Linked DNA regions of Mus musculus: region 2 is linked to region 1. The links are chromatin loops, found by intact Hi-C in ENCODE. Cell type or tissue: left cerebral cortex. All regions are shown on one strand. Each heading gives the region's core, and the rest is flanking DNA. Links, peaks and the distances in the headings are about the cores only.

Evidence for each region. Hi-C counts contacts between places; a loop is a spot of excess contacts. Peaks named below come from ENCODE experiments on the same cell type or tissue, not always from the same donor. Only the 100,000 strongest peaks of a DNase experiment are listed, where the experiment ranks them.
Region 2: a loop joins it to region 1, with 3 times the contacts of the local background. A loop is called at or near these places in 5 of 42 quality-filtered maps.

The regions. Positions count from the first base shown.
Region 1 is chr17:15,492,498-15,504,175 of GRCm38, reverse strand. Psmb1 (proteasome (prosome, macropain) subunit, beta type 1) reads left to right here and starts at 5,900. Exons shown (of 6, transcript NM_011185.3): 1 at 5,900-6,023; 2 at 9,653-9,760; 3 at 10,997-11,078. The coding sequence starts at 5,914. Tbp (TATA box binding protein) reads right to left here and starts at 4,288. Exons shown (of 8, transcript NM_013684.3): 1 at 4,152-4,288; 2 at 1,048-1,211. The coding sequence starts at 1,101. In left cerebral cortex, for the core only: no CTCF peak of the experiment used is centred there; DNase peaks (open chromatin) are centred at 4,313 and 5,838; H3K4me3 peaks cover 4,451 bases; H3K27ac peaks cover 2,645 bases.
Region 2 is chr17:15,733,123-15,744,800 of GRCm38, reverse strand. It overlaps Chd1 (chromodomain helicase DNA binding protein 1), which reads right to left. Exons shown (of 36, transcript NM_007690.3): 10 at 11,638-11,678; 11 at 10,443-10,570; 12 at 8,957-9,173; 13 at 7,852-7,941; 14 at 6,129-6,319; 15 at 5,107-5,295; 16 at 2,482-2,644; 17 at 1,571-1,723. Among named protein-coding and RNA genes, the nearest start is that of 5830433I10Rik, 34 kb to the right of the region's middle. In left cerebral cortex, for the core only: no CTCF peak of the experiment used is centred there; a DNase peak (open chromatin) is centred at 5,178.

The DNA of each region.
Region 1 (11,678 bases), core at 1,277-9,276:
CTGAATATAATAGGTCATTAAATACTAGGGAAGAATTTGTATCCTGAGATGCACAACTATCTTCTGTAGTACTGACCATAGAAGATGAACACTTAGGATTTGAAAATGTTATTTATGATATGCAAGGAAGATGTTTAGCCTCTCATGTGTATCTAGACCATAAAGAAAAAAGCCTATGTCCCAATTTAAAGTACTGCCCAGTACCCAGGCATGGTGGCACGTCTTTAATCCTAGCTCTGGAGGCAGAGGCAAGTGGATCTCTGTGAGTTTGAAGCTAGCCTGATTTACAACGCAAGTTTGAGGGATGTTGTTACATAGAGAAACCCTGTCTCAACCCCACCCCCACCCACAAAGTACTATTTAATATATGATGATTATCCACTGACTAAGCACGTGTCAGTTTTGGACGACGGATCACATGGATGATGGATGACAGACTCATGGATGCCTCTATCATACTATTTAATAAAAAGTAATTTATTCTACTAAAAACAAAAATCAACAAAGTCTGTAAAATACTGTCAACTGCCTTTTCTATAATGCTTCTATGTCTTACATATATTTAATTATAATTAAACATTTTATTTATAAAAATAAAGTAGAACTAATTATTTATGTGGAGGCAGAAGAACACTGGAGATGGTAAAATGTATATGGAATTGGTAACAATCTAGGTCTAATTCTATTGCAAACACATACACACATACGTGCACATGTTTAGCATCAAAACCAATGTTTAATTTTGAAAGCAGATTTGGTAGTAATCAGGATAGGAAAGTGACTGCAACAGGAGCAATAAATTTATTTATTGGAGTAAATAAGATAAATGCTCTACAGCTCATAGAGAGTCTTCTAATTAATTAGGTTCCAACTAAACTTCCCAAACAAAAGAACATCACAGCTATCTAACTCAGAAATCTTCACAAAGTAAAACAAGCTTAAAAACCTAAAAATCCACGTTCACTACTGCATGGTAAATGTCACTGTCTTTTGCTTTCTCTTAAAGGGAATATGAGCCCTCTCTGCCCCTCCCTCTTGCTCTATTACCTGTGGGGAGGCCAAGCCCTGAGCATAAGGTGGAAGGCTGTTGTTCTGGTCCATGATTCTCCCTTTCTTCAGTACTCAGATCTTCCCTAGAGCATCCTCTGAATATCTCCTTAGAAACGTCTTCAATGTTCTGGGTTATCTTCACACACCATGAAATAGTGATGCTGCTTGGAAAAATATGTTTTAAGTTTAATAGATGGACATAGGTTTCATGTTCACACAAAATAAACACAGAACTATTTTGGAGTGTGTGTGTAAATACATACACACACACAAACATATGAATATATGTATCTTTTACTCTCAAAGCCTAGTCCATGTTTCCTGTGACTCATGTAAAATCACCAACAAAGACAAAACCTTTGTTGCTGTGTGCTTAAATATTCTAATAGTACTGAAAATTAAGGTGTCAAGACCAGTAATAAAAACTATTGGAGAAAGGGCTGGCAAGAAACGGTGCATCAGGCAAAGGCGTTTGCTGCTAATCCTAATATTGTGCATTTATCCAAATGGTGAAAGGAGAGAACAAACTCTCACAGCCAATTCTTCACATAAATGTAATTCATTTTATATGTGTATTTTGTCTACATATATGCCTGTACATCACTTTCATGCCTTGGTGCCTTCCGAGGCCAGAAGAGAAGGTCAGATGCCCTGGAATTGAGCTACCATGGGGTCATATGTATCCTTAAAATAAACATGGGTCTTTGGATATACAACTTGTAACTTTGAAACCTGTGTGTTCTTTGTGAATTTAGACAATAAATATTTAGATTAAGATAAAATTGTAGCCAGGCAGTGGTGGCCTTTAATCTCAGCACTTGGGAGGCAGAGTCAGGCGGATTTCTGAGTTCAAGGCCAGCCTGATCTACAGAGTGAGTTCCAGGAAGGCCAGGGCTACACAGAGACACCCTGTCTCAAAAAAACAAAACAAACAAACAAACAAACAAAAATCAAATTTAGGGTGTGAGAGATGGCTCCAACCTGGTTCTCTAGAAGAGTTGGCAGTGCTCGTAACCTCTGAGCCATCTCTCACAGCATCAGGGGCCAGCCCTTTGTACAACCTCCACCCTCACTTCCCACCCCCCACCCCCCAGCAAAGGACTTGAGGTTGGGGGAAAGAATTCCTAAACAAACTATACTGTTAGAAGAGAACACTTATCGGCATGATTTGCACAGTCTATTAGGTCACTTCTTGATTTTAAATATGCTGCTCAGTTTTATACCATTCACAATACCTCAAGCATAAAGCGCCATACATATTGAACTGGACACAATATGCTTTAGGTAGTTGTTTGTGTTTCAATTAAAGGCAGACTAAACAAAAGATGAAACATTATCTCATCAGAGCATATTAATGAAAACTATGCCTAGAACTGGGTTTCTTTAATCATCATCTCTTTCGAGGTCATGGACATGAAATATGAATAAAGACTAAGAGACTATGAAATGTGTTGTTTTTCCTTTGTAATGGTAGTAGTGATAGAACCCAGATCCTCCTAAATGGTAGGCAAAGGCCCACCCTCAATTTTTTAAAGATGCTTAAAAAAAAAAAAAAAAAAAAAAAACTGCAGGCATTTACTAAGCAAGGCAAAATGTTGAAAAGCTGAAACCTAGGACAGGACTTGGCATTTGTGCTCATGAATGGATGCTATGGAAGAGAGAATACAAACTAAAGTCAAGGGGCTAGAGAGCTGTTCTGCGATTAAGAGCACTGTTGCTCTTCAGAGGGACTGGGTTTGATTATCTTAGCACCCACATGGCTACTCACAACTAGCTGTAAATCCAGTCCTGGGGAGTCCAATGCTCTCTTTTGTCTTCCATGGGCCCGGACAAGCATGTGGTGCACATATAGACAGATAAGCAAAACATTCACATATGTAAATCTTTTAAAAAGTTAAGAAAGACATAACTAAAGTCAAGTACCTTCTGAGAGGCCGGAACTCGCACAAAGCAGGGGCAATGTAACACAGGTCTAGCAAAAGGAGCAAAAGGAACAAAACAACACAAATCAGCACTCTAGGTGCAGCACAAATCACAGAAGGGAAAGGGGGGGACAAAGCCTTGGAAGAGCATGCAGTGTGTGACAGGCTCAGTATGTAAAGTCACTACAAAAGATGACAAAGCAGCTGTAGGTGGGGTTGCATAATTCAGAATGTAAGATGTCATTACACAGGCAATGGAAACAGTTAAGGATTTTAAGGTGCAGTTTGAGTATCTCCTGTGTCAAAGAGCAGATAAATCTGAGAAAATTGAAGACTGAAAATTCAATTTCAATCACTGCTTTGGTTGAGGAAAAAAAAAAAAGTTGGATTTCATGTCCAAAGTATAACCAGTTATTTATCCAGATCTCTTTCTGCAAACGAAGTTTACTGAACGCTTGATTATATAGACTGGGGAATTTGTTGTACGCTTCGCAGAAGTCATTTCACACCTGCAGACGATATAAACCACCTTTTCTCGTCTGCAATCTTAAAATCGCAATAATCGCTGCACAAACTTATTTTTAGGCTGTTTTCTGGGTTTTCATCTTTTGGAAACTGAGCCATCAAACTGAGTATTTGGGAAACCGATTCCGCACAGTCTTCAAGCGTCTGCCTAACCGGTCCGGCATCTTTTTCCAGAGAAGCCTACCCGGAGTTTTGGAAAACCACCTTAACTTGAGGCTAAAGACCGACAGTGTGTAAATAAAGCAGCATGCGTTTTTATGTTAATCTCGATTAGCTTGACTCTCAGGCTTCTGGCGAGATGCTGAGTCTCGAGAACCGCTTCCTAACAGAATTATTCTTACTGGGGACAAAACGGGCGGCTGCAGGCCTGGGTAAAACTCTCCCACCGGGGGAAGCGGCTGAGACGTGCGGTGCGCGGGGCTGTCCGGTGCCAGCCCCTCGGAGACGCTCACCCTTGGTACTGGGTTTCAGGACCCCGCCGAGGCGATGGTCCAGAGACTGGTTACTCGCGGAGCCGCCGCAGCGCGCGCGGAGGACCGTTCCCAGCCCGGCCGCGCGCCCACTCGCGTCTCCTCCGGCAAACTCCGGGGACCCGCTGCAGAAGTCGCCTTTATTAAGGCCTCCAAGCAGAGAAAAGGATGAAAGGACCGTTACCTGGGCACTGCGGAGAAAATGACGCGACCGCAGAAACCTAGCCAAACCGCCAGCAGATACCCGCCACCGCTACCGGACTCGATCCACCGAACGCCTGACGCACATCTGATGCCGTCACTTCCGCCAGTTGCGCTCTTGACTGCAGTCCGATTTGTTGTGCTTAAGCTGTGAGACACTGGGAAGGAAACGAGCGGGCCGGGTACCAGCAGTTCCGGGGCGGGGCCTCCGACGGCCCTTTCTAGCTGTCAAAGAGAGATCTATTGAGTGTGTAGCGGAAACAGTTGGGGATGTGGCAATGGCGATCAAGCCCAAGCAAGCGTTCTACCACTGAACTACATCCTCAGTCTTCCATGATTTGTTTTTGTGAGAAAGAGTTTCTCTGTGTAGCCCCGACTTTCTTGGGACTCACTCTGTAGAACTGGCTGGCTTCGAACTCCAGAGATTGCTTGGCAAGCTTACTGGCTCCTCCCCTTTGAGATTTGTGAGGTGGCTAAGGAAAATGTCAAGCAAACGCTCCTCATCATGTTCTCAGTAGATGTTAACTTACGTTCAAGGAAGAACAACAAAACAAGCGACTTTGTAGTCACAGATTCATTTCTATTTTTAGCTCGGTCACTACCAGCTCTCTTCCTTGCTGCCACAAGAAAACGTCAGCTGTTTCTTAGGCTGCTTCATAATGCTTGATTGATTCCAACATATCTTAATTTTTTTTTCCTTCTGAAGTTCATCTAAGGCATATACATGTGTTGTTCTGCGTACTTCCTTTCCCTTGTATTTTGCATTATCAACGAGGTAATGAGCTCCTTTAGGTTAAGGTTAGCGCTCTCTCTCTCTCTCTTTCTCTCTGTGTGTGTGTCTGTGTGTGTGATGGACAGTATCTGTGTGTTATGTGTGTAGGTGTTGTATAGGTTGTCTATTTACACAGACTCTAATAAGTACAATAGTACTGTGTATCTATTTTCCCCTAAAGGAAACATTTTCTCTTGAAAGTACAGGAAACCTCAGAAGACTGGGGAATTGAGAAAACTTAACAAAGGCTTGTCAAGAGGCAATATAAGGGAAGCGGGTTTTATGTTGTCTTACTGTTTGAGGAGATACAACCCAGGGGGAAGCATGCCAACTGGATTGCATCCACAGACCAGAAACATAAATAGATAAATGTTAGTTCGCTTCTTCTTTATTTAGTCGGGAAATCCAGGCAATGAGGTGGCGCCGCTTATATTTTAGTTGGGTCTTCGCTCCTCAATTAAACCTTGAAACACCCGCATAGACGCATCCATGGGTTTTACCTACATGATGCTAAGTTCTGTGAAATTAACAATATTAACCATCATATTCTGGCTAAAGAAATCTGGTATTGCTTCCTGGGTCTCGTGGCTGCGTACACCACACAGTTGACATGCGTCCTGATTGGCCTTGAATGCAGCATGAACTACTAACCCGTCTCAAACGCTGTGCCACTTCGCCAATGTGACATCCGAGTTGTCGTTGCTCTGTAATTGGGTTAATTTTTTTGGTATGGTCAGACTTTTAATTTTCTATCCGCCATGAGTAAATCCAAACGTTTTCTTAGGGTTATAAAACAGGTTTCTCTGTTGGCAGGATTGGCGGATCCAGGTTGTGCGCTAGCCGGACGCAGGCGTAGACCTCCAAGAGCAACGACGAGTGCAGGCTAGAGGAGCCTAGGGGGGCGGGGCGAGGGAGGCGGAAGTGGACCGGTCCCGGCGGCCATTTTGCCGTGAGACAGCAGGAGTTAGGCGCGATGCTTTCCACTGCTGCTTACCGAGACGTGGAACGAGAGCTGGGAATGGGGCCTCACGGCTCCGCCGGCCCTGTGCAGCTGCGGTTTTCGCCTTATGCCTTCAACGGAGGGTAAAAGCCTGGGCCTGCTGCCCTCACCTGGGTCGAGCCTGGGGTCGCGACGGGCGGGTGTGGGAATGGCAGGGATGTAGCCTGCAGCCCAGCACTCAGTTGTGCATGGACGCCCTCGGTGCCGTTTGCTCCAGCAACCGGGCTCCCACCTCAATCTTCCGCCCTATGGCCTGTTGTTTGGTAGGGCTTGAACACGTTTCTAAAGCCAACGGGCGAACATGAAGTTATGATTTGTCTTGGTTGTTAGACGAGTAGCTGTTTCTGTCGCTGGGCCGCCTGATCACTTGTTGTTTTAAGAGGAAACTAACATGATTAACCAGACTTAATTTCAGGGATGAAAGTGAAGGTTGTTTTGTTCTGCTCTTGAGACGTAGCCTGCTGGGCAAGGTCTACTGAGCTGCATCCACAGCCTTAGGCAGTCGGACCCTTGTGTGTGTTTATTTTTACTCTCAAATTACTTTAGCATTTTAATTATCCGCTTTATTCGAAGATATTTTTCCTTTGTATTTAGGACCGTTGACAATACAGGGGTATTCTTCATCAAATTAGAAGTTGAAACAGCTAATTATCCAAAAAAGGGGGGCGGGGGGGGGGCTTGTTTAAGAAAAGCAAAACCAGCCAGGCGGTGGTGGAGCACGCCTTTACTGCTAGCAAAGGCAAGTGGGTCTCTTAAGTTCGTGGCCAGTCTGGTCTACAGAGCAAGTTCCAGGACAGCCTGGGCTACACGGAGAATCTTTGTCTCAAGAAAGAAAAGCAAAAACGTTAAATATGGCTTTATGAATGTTGAGCGTTGATCATACAGATAGTGAAAGGTTGATTTTAGTCTTGGTTGTACCTTTTGAAGAGCAATTGTGAATGTACTATGTGGGCTCCTTTCAGTTACTTATAGATTGGGGAAGACTCAAGGTAGGTTTTTTTGTTTGTTTGTTTGTTTGTTTTAATTTCAAGCAGTTAAGTGAATAATTTCATAGTTTTACTTCTTGACTCTTGGCATCTAAACAGCCCAGGCTATAGAGCTGGTGTGAATTAGAACCGGATTTAAATTCATAGCGTTCTCAGCCGAGTCCAGTTTCAGTTTGCTTTTCCAGTATGCTGCTTAATGCTGCACGTGAACACTAAGTACTTACTTTGTAAGATGTGTTAATTTCAAGGTGTTCCGAATGCAGTACTCATGAGTCACTTTTTTTAACCTCCTTTACTTCTTCTTATCCATCACTTTGTTCATAGTTACTTACACCTATCCATTAAATCACTTTTCTCTTTTGTGCCTTTTAGCATTTATTGCAACTAGCCCTGCAAGCAGCCTCAGATTCTACAATATATAAATTTCTCTTTGTAGCTTCCAGGTTTTTGTCACTTGAGGCCTTTATATAATTACTAATCTTTTATAATTCCTAAGTCTGTTTCTGTAACTATTTCTCAAAAGTCCCTGAAATTCCGGCCTCTTTGGGAAACCGTATCTAACCGAGTTTTCTGATCTCTCCATAACCCATGTTAGTAAACAAAACAAGCAGGGTAATTGTTCCTTTCAGTTACTGCTGCTCCTTGGAAGTCTTGGCTCAGTTTAAAGGGGTGGGGATATGTTGTTTTCCTCAGCAGACACATCTAGGGAGTTGTAAAACCTTGGTTGCATACATTGGTGTCGTATTTGAATTTGCCCTTCTTCCTCCTGTCATCCTGCGTTCCTTCTGTCACAGCACTCTTACTGGAGCAGTATTATGTCCCATTTCACGTAGTACTATTGGGAGAATTGTATTAAAACCTCACTTTGCAAGTGGAACATTCTCTTTTTTGTTCTGTGTAACTCTGCTAGAATTCTAAACTCCAGCTTGGTGCTTGGGGTCTTCTACAGCAGCCCATCACATGAGGAGTTTGTATGTCTCTGGTAACCTTAATTAAGTTGCTTGAGTGGCCTGTGGTAATATTTTTTCCCTTCTGTTGCTGTTCATGGTATTTGTAATGCCATTCTTTTTTGCTTTGGAGTTTTAGTGCAAAACTTGCTTCAGTAAAAATAGTAGGTAATGTTTTCTGGATGTTTATTTTCTACTAGGAAATAGGCACTTACATGAATTATGTGTTTAATTCTCACACTCTATAACAGAACAGGGACTGTAGTACCATCAATTTGAACATGAGAAATTTATCCAAAGTCACACAACTAATAAGTGGCATGAATAATTCCAGTGCCCAGGTGCTTAGTCATCACATAGTGCCGTCCTACTGTGTACACATAGTGCTGTCTTACTGTATTCTACAATGGTTATTGTTCACTTGCTAGAAGAACTGGAAAGTGTCAGGTGGATTTTATAGTTAACTAATTTAATCCTTATATACAGCACACTAATATGAGATAGTTTCTAAGTAATCTCATATTTTAAAGAAATTGAAGTTTTTAAGAAGTACTTTGCTTGAGAAAGCAACAGTAGTATCTAGGTTCTACTTTTGTGTTTTTTCTCTGGTGCCCTTCAGTAAGTTATCAGAAATTGTACAGGAAGAAAAGAAAAGCTTGCTTTTTGACTATGGTATGACAACTTTTCCTGGGAAGGCACACACACCCACACACACATACATACATACCCCTACACGATTTATGAAACATCTACGTGACCCTTGGGTTACTGCAATTGCTCTGCAGTTGGTTAAAATTTGATTGGAGAACAATGGATTTTTATTGGGATTACTATGTCAGGAGTGTCGGGAGATACTTAGAGACGCAAGGATGACCCAGAATCAACTGTATCATAAAAAAGTCCACTCCAGAACAGTTGACAACGTATAAAAGCCGTGGCTCTGGATTTCTGTGCACTAGTAGGTAGCTCACAATTTGGAAAATCTCTTCTTACAGCTTGGCCAGTCAGTCTCCACCCCCAACAGTTAAGACAATGTCTCACTATGTAACCTTAGCTGACCTAGAACTCACAAAGCCTGCCTTTCCCTCTCAAATACTGGAATTCAAGGTGTGTATAGGCCTGTGTTGCTGTTGGTGGGGGTGGAAGGGGCTGCTCCAAGTATCTCAGGAGTGTCCCCTAGATATAACTTGGTTTCTCTCAAGCCTTCTACCCCACAAGGGATGTTTCAGTTCAGAGGAGACTGCTGTAGACACTGACAGTTCACGTAATGACATATTCTAGCAGCTCTTGGGTAAGAAGATAGAGATCTTCTGAACTCAGCTTGCTTATAGGACTGTTAACTATACTTGGTCTTCAAGACCACAGACAGGTTGCTTTGTAATACTGCGTTAGCTATACGTGAATGTTTTTGTGCTTTAATGATGAAGGTTTTATTCAGTGTCTTTCCTATTACCTCTTCTCAGTGAGGTACTGGGACAATATGTCCCATTTTACCTTCTGTGTTCCGTAGCTGAGAAACCTGAGGCCTTCAGGGGTTTATTTGCGCACTGGCTTATAGCTGCTTAATGGGGAGGGCTCCATTAGGCTCTAGGTTAGGGCTCTTCCAGGATGACATGTAGTCAGGAATCCGTTTCTCCAGTCTTTTGTCTTTCATTTGAATTCTGCTTTTATGTTAGTACATTTACCCAGGAATGGCCTGTAGGACACGCTACCATTTGAAGGGACAGAATTGCAACCCTGAAGAGTTAATGTTTGTTCTTTCTTTCCTTAATTCGTTAGTACTGTATTGGCAATTGCTGGAGAAGATTTTTCCATCGTCGCTTCAGACACTCGATTGAGTGAAGGATTTTCAATTCATACCCGAGATAGCCCCAAATGCTACAAACTGTAAGTAAATCTTTCTTTGTTTTTTGTTAGAGATTTACTTTTATTTTAAGTATATGTTTGTTGTGTTTGTACATATGTTTGGATACTGGGAATTGAACCCACCTGGGTCCTTTGGAAGAATAGCTAGTACTCTTAACCATTGAGCTATCTCTCCAGCTCACAAGTAAATATTCATAAAGACATTTCACTTGCTTTCTTGGTGGCAGCTGGGAAGATTATCCATGTAGCTAATCACAAAACGAAGTGGAAGTGGAACCAACAGGGCTTGAGTTTTTTTGCAAAGAAGGTTAAGGTGATAAGGAATAGAGAATAAGGAAGGCAGCTTTGCTGTGTGTTGGTCCTAGGCATGGTCTACATCTGCCATAAAAAGCAGTGAAGTTTTGTCTTCCTTGTTCCTGGCTACCCAATTTTTCTAACTCATTAACAGTTCTTTCATAAGGAAATTAGAATTAGACTTTACTAGTCATATGTTCATATAGTTTTAATTTCATATTTTTTTCTGTAGAAGTAGTCAGATTTATGAAACATCTATATGATCCTTGGGTTACTGCCCCGACCTGCGGGACAGCCGAACAGGGTCTGAGGAACACCTGTGGAGAAAAGGGGGTGGGGGGCGCGAGAAACACAAAGAACGGACAGCAAGTCAAAAAACCCTGATCAAGCTGACAGATTTTCTTTTTCCCAGGCAGGTTTTATACCCATAGAAGCAGGCTATGGGGAGGGGGTGACGCAGAATCGCTTCGTTTCTGGGGGAACGCACCAGTTCCCAAAAGCAGGATATTGGCTAGGTAAAAAGTTCAGCAGGAGGAACAGAACAGAATGGGTTGCTAGATACCTGTCCACAAGATCTGTAGTTATTTGTTCTTAAGTGGGGGTAGTACTTTCCCACAGAGGCCTCAACTCACAGAAATTTCTCACAGAAATCTCAACTAAGCTAATACTTTTCCACTAAGGCCAAGGCTTGGTAAATAAGCACTTATGGCTGACAAGGCAGTTAACATTCAAACAGGGTCGCTCCTAACAGATTACATCATACTTCACCTTCTCTAGTACTAGATTATAAGTAGTAACCCTTATTTTCCTTAGCCTAATCATAGTATATCTTCGGCCCACCTAAAATTAATTTGGTGTAAGGAGATGTTGGTATGTCTGCTCCCATGCCGCAAAAGCCCTGGCTGGTTGTCAGTTTATGAGCCTTGCTTTATCAACTCATTCTCCCGAAACTGGCTTTTACAGGACAGACAAGACAGTAATTGGCTGCAGTGGTTTCCATGGAGATTGTCTCACTTTGACAAAGATTATTGAAGCAAGATTAAAGGTAGGTGCTTTTGAACATGTCGCTCTGTTGCAACAATTCACAGCACAGCTGCATTTAGAGAGACAGCAAGTTAGCAGGTGCAGTTAGCATATCCTAGAAATAAAGCAGAGCCAACCCTGGCTGTGGAGGTCATTCAGGTAACAGGAAACTGCAGCACAGGTTAGAGGTCTGCTAAAGTCTCTGTGCCTTGGCAGGGCTGTCTACTGTATAGAGGGCTCTTCTGAAGTGTGTCAGATCTGGCTGTGGCAAAAGACAGCCTGGGCAGCGTATAGCTAGGAGCAGGATTTGGAACTCTCTGCTCACCGTTCTCCTCCTCCACAGCCTTCCACTCTAGTAGACAGCACAAAAGGAGGAAAAAATAATTCTGGAACGTGGTGAATGGTGGTAGCCCATCACTTGGCAGGCTTCGGTGGTAGGTATGATGTGATAGGGATGTTTTTGGGGGTAGGGGTGACCACATTCTCTGTTGCCTACTGAGTTCACTTAAGGGAACATAATCTCATAGTCATGGAAAGTTCACTTACATTTCCTGTGGGGCTGTGGAGAAATTATTTCACAGTATTTTAGAACGTTTTGCATAGAAAGCTTCAGAAATTTACA
Region 2 (11,678 bases), core at 1,693-9,692, 240 kb before region 1:
GAGGATCTTGTTCAAAGCCACCATGAACAAGACCCTGTTATCTAAAAAGTAGGAAGAAGGGGGGTGATGTAGCTGGTTTGTAGAACACTTAGCTAGCCTGCACCAGTCGCTCAGCTCATTCCACAGCACCATACAAACCAAGCATGGCTGCAAATGCCCTAGTGCTTAAGGGAGATAAAAGTCACTAATCTGTAAACATGGTGAATTCAAAGACAGCCTGAGTTATAGAAGAAAGGGAAAGTTAGAATTTTACTAATGTTTCTATATTACATTATATTGTACTTTTAACTCTGAACACTTTATTTTATTTTTGTTCATATGTGTATATGCACATATGCATGTAAATTCCCTCAGAAGCCAGAAGAGGGTATAAGATCCCATGAAGGTGGAGAGTCAGCTTGCTGTGAGCCACACAAAGGAAGTATTTGCTTCCATTTTCTATCTGTCCAGTCCCAAGAAAAAATTTTAAGGAAATAATTTTCAGTGGTTTAAGAACAGTGCTCTAAGCTTTCTTCCAAATCTAATTTGTGTTTCTTTTCCATTAAAATACAAATTGCAATTAATAAAACCTCTGCATCATTTACTGTGACATGACTTAAGTATAGCTCTCCACCTGAGGGTGTGCTAACGGTTCTTAACTACAGTAGCGCTGCATTCTGTTCCCAGTATATTACTATTACTGTGTTTTTATTGTGCTAATATCACCAACACATAAAGGTATAGTACTCCTACTTTCAAACTACATGTAGCATAGTGTGAGCAAGCTTCAACAGAGCGACCCTGTACACTAACTCTCAGTCTAACTCCTCTGCCTACAGTAAACATCCATCGTGTACCAGTCGTGTGCACAGAGAGTTAGCTGTACTCCCGGTACTATTCCAAGAGGCCAGTAAGACGACACAGTAAAAAGCCAGCCTAGGAACCTGAGTCCAAGCCCTGGAGCCCGAATGAATGTGGAAGGCCTGACTCTACAAAACTGTTCTCTGACCCCCACAAGAGCACCAAAGCACAAACACACATGCACACACCCTCACACGCATAAACACAAAATTAATGACAAAGAAATCACTACGAGGTATAATGTACTGAGAATAGGACCTGACCCTAACACTAAAACACTCATCGGTGTAGGTTTTAATCCCACTGAACAAACTTCACTGTGAATTGAAAGTAGACAGGATGTCAGCCTGTTCTTATCTGAGCCCTGCTCAACTTTTTTTTGGCAAACCACACAAAAGGCTTCCCACAGCACACAGAGCATTACAGCCCGACCAGCCTGCATGTGTCCAAGGACAGCTTCTCTTTTCAGACGTCATCTTACTTCCCAAAGCTTGCCCTTCAGACCCATCTTAGCACAGAAATACCACTTTAGTCCAGCTTTTAACAATATACAACATAAAAACAAAATTAAAATAAAATTTAGAGAAAAAAAATGAAACTTAGAAAAGTAACAAATGATTCTCTCAGTATGTTTAAGAGAAATATAATTTATATGCAAAATAATCTAAAAAGTGACTCAATAAAATAAGCCCAAGAATACAATGAAAAATAGAAACCAAGAAATGCTTACTTGAAAGGGGAACTGGCGGTACTTCAAATACTCTGCGAGTATGTCTAACATCCGCACCATCTGAGAGAAAATGAGCACTCGGTTGCCTCTTTCTCTTAGGCGAATCAACAGCTTGTCGAGAAGGATGAGTTTTCCGCTACTACGGATTAAGTGCTAAGGAAACAGCAGAGTACACCTATTACAACGTGGTAAAGCAGGAAACAGTCCAGAGCCCCACGGAATACTGCAGTTGTTTCTACTCTATCCAGTTTAGAGTTTAAGCTTTTCAGAATGCTGAAGAGAAAAGTTACTTTGGCTTTCAAAACTGTCTAGAGCTTTTCCCATCTTCCTCTATTACGTACATCAAACCTGCCCTAACCAGGCATAACAAGACTATTATTTCTGCTGTATCATTCTACTTGCCAGCTCTTACACTACTTCTCTAAGATTTAGCCAAAACAAACATACATTAAAAAAAAAAAAAAAAGCAACTAAACAAACACAGAGCAAGCAAACATATTCTTTTCTAATTCAGGGATGCTCACTCCTCAATGAACTACTGTGACTGAATTCCAAGTGTGTCTTCACGTCTGAACTGCCTCTCAACAGTAACAGAGGGGTAACATCTATGAAGGAAAGCCCTCCTTTAGGCTACTATTTACAGTCAGATTTAGCCATATCACAATCTCTAAGACACTAATAGATTTTGTCTGATAAATAGAAACAACTCACTGGTTTGAAAGACTATGTTTATAAATTATAATTTTAAAAGCTTTCATAAATACAAATAATAACACCATCACTTAAATGAAACATTAACCAAAGAGAACTTGACATGAATATATTATATTACTCTACTATTTTTATCCTAAAACTGAAATACATATTCTTAGAATTCTGCTTTAGCAATAGAAATAGTTAAAAAGTCTTACTTGTAAGGCCTCCTGTTTATTATAGAATTCATTATTATCTGGTGGTTTAATGAGGTAGCAATGGTTACAACATTTCTTTAGCTCCATCATAATGTTCAAAAAGCCTGAGGTACTGCCCTTGGAACCTTTGCTGAGGGCTTTATAATTCCTAGTTAAAATCCACCTTCAAAAACAAAAGACACATAAACAATATTCAGCAGATCACAAAGATAAATTGTGAAAGCTTAAAACCAGCATTAGTCATCATCCTGAAGCTCGTGGTTACACCCAGGATGCACTGAACCTCATATGTCAGACTCAGAACGGACACATGGGGCGGGGGTGGCGCACGCCTTTAATCCCAGCACTAGGGAGGCGGAGGCAGGCAGATTTCTGAGTTCGAGACCAGCCTGGTCTACAGAGTTCCAGGACAGCCAGGGCTACACAGAGAAACCCTGTCCAGAAAAACCAAAAACCAAAAACAAAACAAAACAAAAAAAAGCCGGACACATAACCTGTCTGATCCATCAACCACGTACCAAGGCTTTCTGTAGTGTAATAAAGACATTCATCATTTCCCTGAGAGCTGTGGACAGTGAGCCACAGCATCAATCTTCTAGAAATTTCATTCCATCAAACAATTAGAACCACATCTTTTCCACCGAGTCTCATGAAAATACCCGGCTTTAGTCACGCTGTCCTCTCTAAATTGCAATTATGTAATACCCATGCAACTTGAAAAACACTTCAAACCACATACAATTCTTCTCTTCAAAACCTACTTTAGTTACCTATTACTAACTTCCTTTTTCATAAATTTACCTTATGAATAGAATTAAAAATACCAAATATCTCCTGTGTTTCTGGAGGAGATACTCTAAAAACTTTTTACACAAATTTATGGCACTCTTTCAAGGCTAATTTAGGCATCAGTCAGGCCTGTTCTCCACCTCACCCCCAACCCTGAAGGAGGTACATAAATATTTAAAGCCACATTTTGTTACGATAGTAACTGCAAAAAAGTACCCAGAAGCTATAGGGGTTATATCTTCTTTCTCCTTTTAACTGTTCCGTATTCTTTTCAATTTTTAAATTTTCCTAATTTTCCACACACAACAAAAAATACTTAATATCACTCTTTTCCATTATAAAACATTCTCTCCATAAAAACTCAAATCTAAACAAGCAGTTGATCTACAGGAAATAAAAAGAATATTTTTAAAGATTCCACAAAAATATACTACAAAAGTCTACAGTGAAAAATTTACTTAGAAAAATGTTTCCTTATCCAAGGAATTTTAAGGGAGACAGACATCTACAAGGAGGCACTTAATTATTACAGAAAGATCGTAATTCATTTCTGACATAAGCAAAATTTAAACTTTGAGGCAACACAGCAAAAGCTTTACTGAACACTGACATCAAAAAAATATTAAGGACTGGAAAGATGGCTCAGCGGTTAAGAGCACTGACTGCTCTTCCAGAGGTTCTGAGTTCAATTCCCAGCAACCACATGGTGGCTCACAATCACCTATAATGGGATCCAATTCCCTCTTCTGGTGTGTGTCTAGAAACAGCAACAGTGTACTTACATTATTTATAAATAAATAAATAAATAAATAAATAAATAAATCTTTGAGAAAATACATAAGTAACATGTTAAAATGTTATGGTGGGTAACAGTATCTTTAGAAATTATTAGAGCTACATGAAGAAATGTAGATAAGCCAAAGCACCTCTGCGGTGTTTGGAAAGCAGAAACAGAAGGAGCGAGGGTACTGACAAACTCGAACTTTGATCCCAGGTGCTTGGGACGTTTGTGAGGCAGGGCCATGCCCTACAGTCCAGCTTTGCCTGGACCTCACTAAGTAAAGTACTAGACTGGCAGCCTCAAGCCCTCTGACCACAGCAAGCACCATAACACCCACCTAAACCCATTTGTAAGTGCATGGTACTTAAGATTCCAAATATAGTCACAATGTATTTCTTTGTACAAGTAAATATCAGAAAGATGTTAGGACATATTTTTGGTTTTATCCTTTGAAAAGTTACTATATAAATTTGACAAGAAACTTACACAAAATATAACTTGTTCGTGTTCTTCAAAAAAGGAAGGGGGAAGCTAAAATTTTGTCTAAGGTTTCTTTAGCTCTGTCAATTACCACAATTGATGGATTTATCAAGCTTGTTGAAAGGTAAAAAGTATGAAGAGGGGCATACATAATGGTATGTTAGCTTAGGAGCAGGAGAGATGGCTCACTGGTGAAGAGCACTCGCTGCCCTCACAGAAGTCCCACTACCCATACGCAAGTTCCCATATGCAAGTTCCCAAGCATCCGTAACCTGGGTTCCAGTGGCACTCAGGCTCTACTCTGGCCTGCGTACCAGACCCCAGGCATGTACATGGTACACATCCATACATGCAAACAAAGACTCACACATCATATACATACAGGTCAGTCTTTGAAGACAATGATTTAATCGTGGACCCAGCACTAAAGCTCCCTGCTAATCAGCCCCAGAATAAATGTATTTTAACCTGAGTAGCTGAAGCTGCTGCTGCTCTAAGAGCCTGTGCGTGAGGACACACACCCCACCAGAACAAGGACAGCTAACTCTGAGTCCCACACTCTCTCCCAGGCTTACTTGTAATATTGCTTCTGTAAAGCACTCATCTCCATTCTTAAAATCTGCTCCACCTTGGCAGGAAGAGATTTTTCCACATCTTTCTTAACTCTGCGTAACAGAAATGGCTCAAGCTCCTTGTGGAGGCTTGCATAACCATATTCTCTGCCTTTGCCATGTTCTTCTTCAAAATCTTCCCATGAAGAAAACCTTTAAAAAATTTAAGAACAGTTACAAATAATAAGCAAAAGTGTATATAAAACTAAAATTAGTCACCTCAAAGTCTTGAGACCCATGCAAAAAGTTCCTCCTACACACACATGCGCGCACACACACACACATGCGCGCACACACAAGACATATATGTGTAAGTATATATGTTATCTATGTGCATAGGTGAGTGGGCATATATGATCCAACCTGAGTTAGAGTGTATTGAAGGCCAGCCTGGGAAACCTCGGGAGATCCTACCTCAAAACCAAAAGTAAAAACGGGGGCGGGAGATGTAACTCATGGCAGGCTGCTCCCCTACCACGTATGATATACTAGGCTCATCTTGCAGAAGATTAAATATGAGTAAGTTATAATGATTGCTCTTGAATTAAATTCTTCAAGGACACAATTGTCACTAAAATATTTCTCAAAACAACCACGTAAAGTTCAAGACATATTGAAAAATGAATGTGTATGTGACCTAGGACAAATTATTTAATTTTCTGGTCTAGTTTTCATTTACAAAATCAGATTACTAGCAGTGTCTGGATATTGTAACTGTTACTGCATGTACATGGTATATATACATACATGGAGGCAAACCACTCATACACACAATAAGTTCTACTGTATACTATGAAGATTTTATATTAGAATTACAAAATCTAAACTTAGAAATCCAAAATTAATTCCATCCCATTTTCTTTTTCATTTTTAATGATCTGTGACCCAATGTCATTTAAATTATGAACTCGATCCTGTAACATTTCTCCCAACTGCATCTGAGCACATAAAACCATGAAGCAAGCCGTGTCCACATGTCGTCTTACTTCTCCGGCATAATGAAGTGCAGCAGTGACCAGAGCTCCTTCAGGGAGTTCTGTAGAGGGGTTCCAGTGATCAGAAGGCGATGGTTAGATTTAAAGTCGATTAAAGTTTTGTACAGAAGGGAATCATCATTCTTTAATCGATGCGCTTCATCAACACCTATGAATGCCCAATTCAGACCACCAAGGAATGCCTTAAAATGAATAAAAAAACAGTTAGTATATTTAGAGAGGTAAGAATTGAAATTTAACTTTTTCATTTGATTTGAACTTACTATTACTAAAAAGAAGTAAATTAAAATCAGAAACTATAATTTTAATCTCAGCATTTGGAAGGCAGAGTTAGGTGGATCTCTGAGTTCAAGACCACACTGGTCTGGAGAGTTCTAGAACTACCAGGGTAACTCAGAGGAAACACTAAGAACCAAAACCAACACATATTTTATGACTGAACTGGAATCCTCAAATCAAGCAACTTATCACGCAAAATAAAATTGCTTCAATTATTAATTTCACTATTAGAAAAGAGACTATCAGTCTATTTTAGCTTACATAATAAGCAAAAAAGGAAGGAAGCTGATACCACCTACTCAAAATTTTACACAAGATTTTCAGTCTAAATCCAACAAAAGTCTCTAAGAATGTCAACCTGAAACAGTATCATGCTTCAAGTACATATGACTTCTACAAAATGTAGGTTTCTAATACATGAATTTAGGTCTCTTGAGACCTGAAATAAAGAGAGGCCTGATTCCACTATTAATAGCTGTGTGACGAGTTCATGGAGCTCGTAAGAGAACAGGCTTCTCACTAAAGAAAGAATACCAAAGTAGGCAGAAGAATTAATGAGACAACGCTGTTAGGCACTGTACTGGTCAACATAATAGTCTAGCGTTATCTGAGCAAAGAAGCCTCAGTTGACTGGCCTGCTGCCATGTCTTGACTGTTAACAACTACTGAAGAGCTGAGACCACAGAAGCCGGTGGCGACCCTAGGCAGGTGATCCTGCACTGTATATGAAAGCTAACTGAGCATGAACTTGACATCAGGCAAGCAAGTGCCGCCTGCCCCGATTTCTACCCTGAACTCCTGCTCTCTGCCTGAGCTCCTGCCCTGACTTCCTGCATGATAACCATGTCAAATGAATTCTCCCCTCCCTAAGTTGCTTCGGTGAGTGTTTTATCAGTCTGTATTAACAGACACTGGGATAGGCCTCTTCCTCTATTTTTAAAATGTTAGACAGAACAGACACTAACAACTAGCCTCCATTTAAGTAAGAATTGGTAAAGTTTTTCTAAAAATAGAGATGAAAAATATTTTAGACGAATGTGCTCCATCACATCATTTCAATATAACCCTGTAAGGAACTCCTTTAAAATCTTTCTAGCCAGGCGTGGTGTCACACGCCTTTAATCCCAGCACTCGGGAGGCAGAGGCAGGCAGATTTCTGATTTCGAGGCCAGCCTGGTCTACAAAGTGAGTTCCAGGACAGCCAGGGCTACAGAGTCGGGGGAGGGGGGGGGGCGTATCTTTCTAAAATACAAAATTCACTCTTAGCTCAAGGGCCATTTAAAAATTAAAAAGTAGAAAACAAAAAAATTTTTAAAAAGATCCAAGGCTACGGTTTGCAGATCTGTTCTATGACTTTAATAGCCTTTCATTCTGACCCACAACACACAATACAGCAAAACTGTAAGCAGAAAACAGTTACACAAGTAACACATACCTTATCCTTCAATAAAATTTCATACGTTGTTAAAAGTATATTAAATTTTAACCGTTTGGTCTGGGGATGCATCCATTCATGAGTTCTTATCTATTATAAAAATTTAAGAAGAAATTTAAAAGAAATATCTAGCAAATTATACAGTTCTACTTAAGTATCTAAAATGAATTAAAAGCCATTTAAGATACACACACAAAAAAGATGTAATAAAAGTTAATACTGCTTTATAGAGTTAAACATGGCATGCAGAACTTAAATCTTATTTTAAAAAAAATGGAGCAAACCTTATTTTATTACATTCATTAAATAAAGGTTTGTTGTAAAACAAATAATTCGCTTATTAATATTTGTGGATGAAATATGCCATCTAAGCTTCATCTCGCCTAACTGCAAGGATATATATAGTATATATGTATATATATTATATATGAAACAAGATTAATAACCAGTTAATATTATAAAACTAGGAAAGAAAATATATGAATGTTCATTGCACTCTGAAAACTGTTCTCATGAATATTTGAACTTTCACACAAAAGAAAAAATATAATTTATATATATCATAATATATGCATGTATGCATGTGCTTGTATATGTATATGTGGCAAATGTCTATAACGCTAACACATGAGAAGCTAAAACAAGAAGATTTTGAGTTCAAAGCTATCCTGGACCTCAAAAAAAGGTGTAGGGGAGTGTGTATGTGTGCATGTTTCTATGTACATGCAACACATATATATACATGCATACATATCAAACTATACCTGAGCCAAGAATGACTTTTAAACTTGTTACATTTATTTATTCATTTATTTATTGTGTTTGTGTACCTGTATACGTATAGAGGTCAGAGGACAATTTAAGGAATCAAACACAGGTTGTTGGGCTAGGTGACAATCCCTTTACCCACTGAGGCACCTTGCAGTCGCATAGCTTGATTTTTATTATAACCAACTAAGCAAGTACTAGGCACTTCTTTGTAGCAAGTTACATGACAGAATTGAGAACATGGAGACATACACACACATGCACACAGGAAACAAACCACACACTTATCCTCAGATAGATCTGTCTAGCCTACTAAGTTCATGGAAAGACAACTTACCATGTTTCTGCTGTTAATGTCGCCTAAGTAAACCACAGCATTCATCTGAGACGCCCACGTCTGTATCTCCCTCTGCCAGGAAGTCAGAGTGGAGAGCGGGACAACTAGTAGAAACGGCCCATATAACTGATGTTCATGGAACAAATAGTTCAAAAATGAGATCGTCTGTATTGTTTTCCCAAGGCCCATTTCATCAGCAAGTATGCAACTATTTCCTCTATAAAGTTAAAAAAAAACAAAATCCATGTATGCAGTAAAGGTATAAATTCATTAAAAATTGTTTTTCTGTTATGTCTCCCATTTATATCAAGTTGTATAAAACTATATATATATATATATATACATATATATACACACACACACACACACACACACATATATATATGAGGTATTTTATGCAAGACACTATTTCAATCAACAACATACAATAAATATAAAATCTTACCAAAAGACATAATCACTAACATCGTAGGAAAGGTAAGATGAATAGCAAGTAACATTTAAGGCCAGATTTTGCTTTAATATTTAATATTACCACTCTTAATTACAAAGTCAATACTGCAGTTTATCCTCTAGCATTAAGCGGTCTGTAGATATGGTAGTAAGTAATAAGGATCTAGGAAGAACAAAAGTGGAAGGAAATGCAAAGCTAAACCACACCCTAAGGAGTTGAGGACTTCAGAACAGGGACGAGGGGAGGCAGGGAAAGGCCGGCAGAACTATTTCAGAAGTGTAGATGACAACATAAATAATTTTTCCATTTGAATAAAAACATTTAGGAATGGTAATCATCAAATAAGTTAAACTCAAACTTTATTAACAGAAATCATCATCCCTAAATTATGTATTTATAGAACCTGTTTCACTCCTCCAGCTTCTCTGCTGTTATTATTAATCCCATCCATGCCCTCCCTCACTGCACATGGTGAAAACACAATGAGGCAGCAGGAAGAAACAGGGCTGCCTATGCCTTTTACCACCTGCAGGGATGGGGGGGAGAGGGGTGGAGGGAGGGAAGGAGGAAGGGACAGAGGGAGCGAGGGAGACAGGGAGGGAGGGAAGAAGAGAGAGAGAGAGAGAGAGAGAGAGAGAGAGAGACCGACTGTCAAGAAACCATTAAGATTCTGACTCAGGGTTGTAAAACTAAAAAACGTGAAACCATCTAAAAAACTCTCAAAACACTTCCCACTGACAATTACAACGTTCACTCTGCTCCCTGGCTCCACTTAGAAGACTTAAGTCAAATCTGATATGTTTGGCTGAATGCATTAAAATGAAGGGAAATATTTCTCTGATGTCTGCTGCAGACCCTAAATCAGAACTGTAGGGCTGCCTGCAAATAACCTCAAGTAAACACTGCTTTGCTGCAGTCTTTCAGCTTGTGGAACCTCTGACCCCTCTAGGTGGCTGTGAGAGGAGACTGGCAACCTGCAATGACGGGGAGTCTCGCTGTCCCGGGTGAGGAGGTAACTCAGCAAACACTTACTTGCACCAAGAGTGAGCGAGCCAGTTTAAACCATTCAGCTGATAGTCTCTCAGTTCTAAGCCCTCATGTCCTCCAATATAGGATGGTTGTTTCTTCAGAGCTACAAATCTTGGTCTTTGTTTCAATACCTTTGGTCAGAATAAATATTAATATGCAGAATATAAGATATCATGCAAAAAAGATTAATGTCCTTTAGACTATCTTTCACCATAAACATTAACATTTATTTTATTTATTAGTTTCAGAGGTTCTATAATTCAAAATGTATAAGAAGCCAAGTACTATAGTATGGACCCATAATCTGCCCACTCAACAGGTGAGACAAAAAGACTTATTACTAAACACATGAAGCAAGCATGAGGGTCCCGAGCTCAACGCTGGCATGGGCAAGGTAACAGAATCCCAGCTCAAAACCCCAACAGATAACAGCTTCATCAAATATTTATTATTAATTAATTCTACCCTCCACTATCTGACATGTGGATCACTCCTAAACTCTTGCTGGCAATTATAATATTCCACATCTTCCACAGATGCCAGCACTCAAGCAAAACAAAAATATACGTATGTATCTGACGATTCATTTGTTCATGGTTATTTTCTATGACTCTAGCAAGAATGTAGAATAAAATATTTTGTCTTTTGTGGGGGTGGGGGGAATTACTGAGGAAATTCAGTCCCAACAATATACATAGGTCAAGCACTTCAAAAAGGAGTGTCAAATTCATTGACAGCCATTGCTCCAACCATGAACTATGAATAATTTATAAGACTTCTACTCCATGTGATTTTCAAAATACCACTATGAATCTATTCAATCCTGTAATAAAGTAGTAACTAGACTTTAAAACTATCACTAATATTTTTACGTAAGTTTCCAAAGTTTAGAGAAGACAGCCCTAGACAGTCTCTCAGGCCCTGGTTTCTGCTCTCAGTTTCAGCAGCAATCTCTGCTACTTCTAAACCAAGCATATACTTTCAATTTCCAAGGAAATTTTCTTTATGCAGTCTACACACAATCATTACCACCAATTTATCATATTTTAACCTAGCACCACTAGAGAAATATCAGTTCCTCTAACAGGCATACTCAACTAAGTACTTGTTTAGCCTGTATGACATCAGGATTCCACACTCTATACAGGCTTGAAACAAAACACACACATATGCATTAATTTAAAATGTTGGTACTCACTTTGCAATCTTTAAAAGGTGTCGTTTTTGACTGATTCCTGC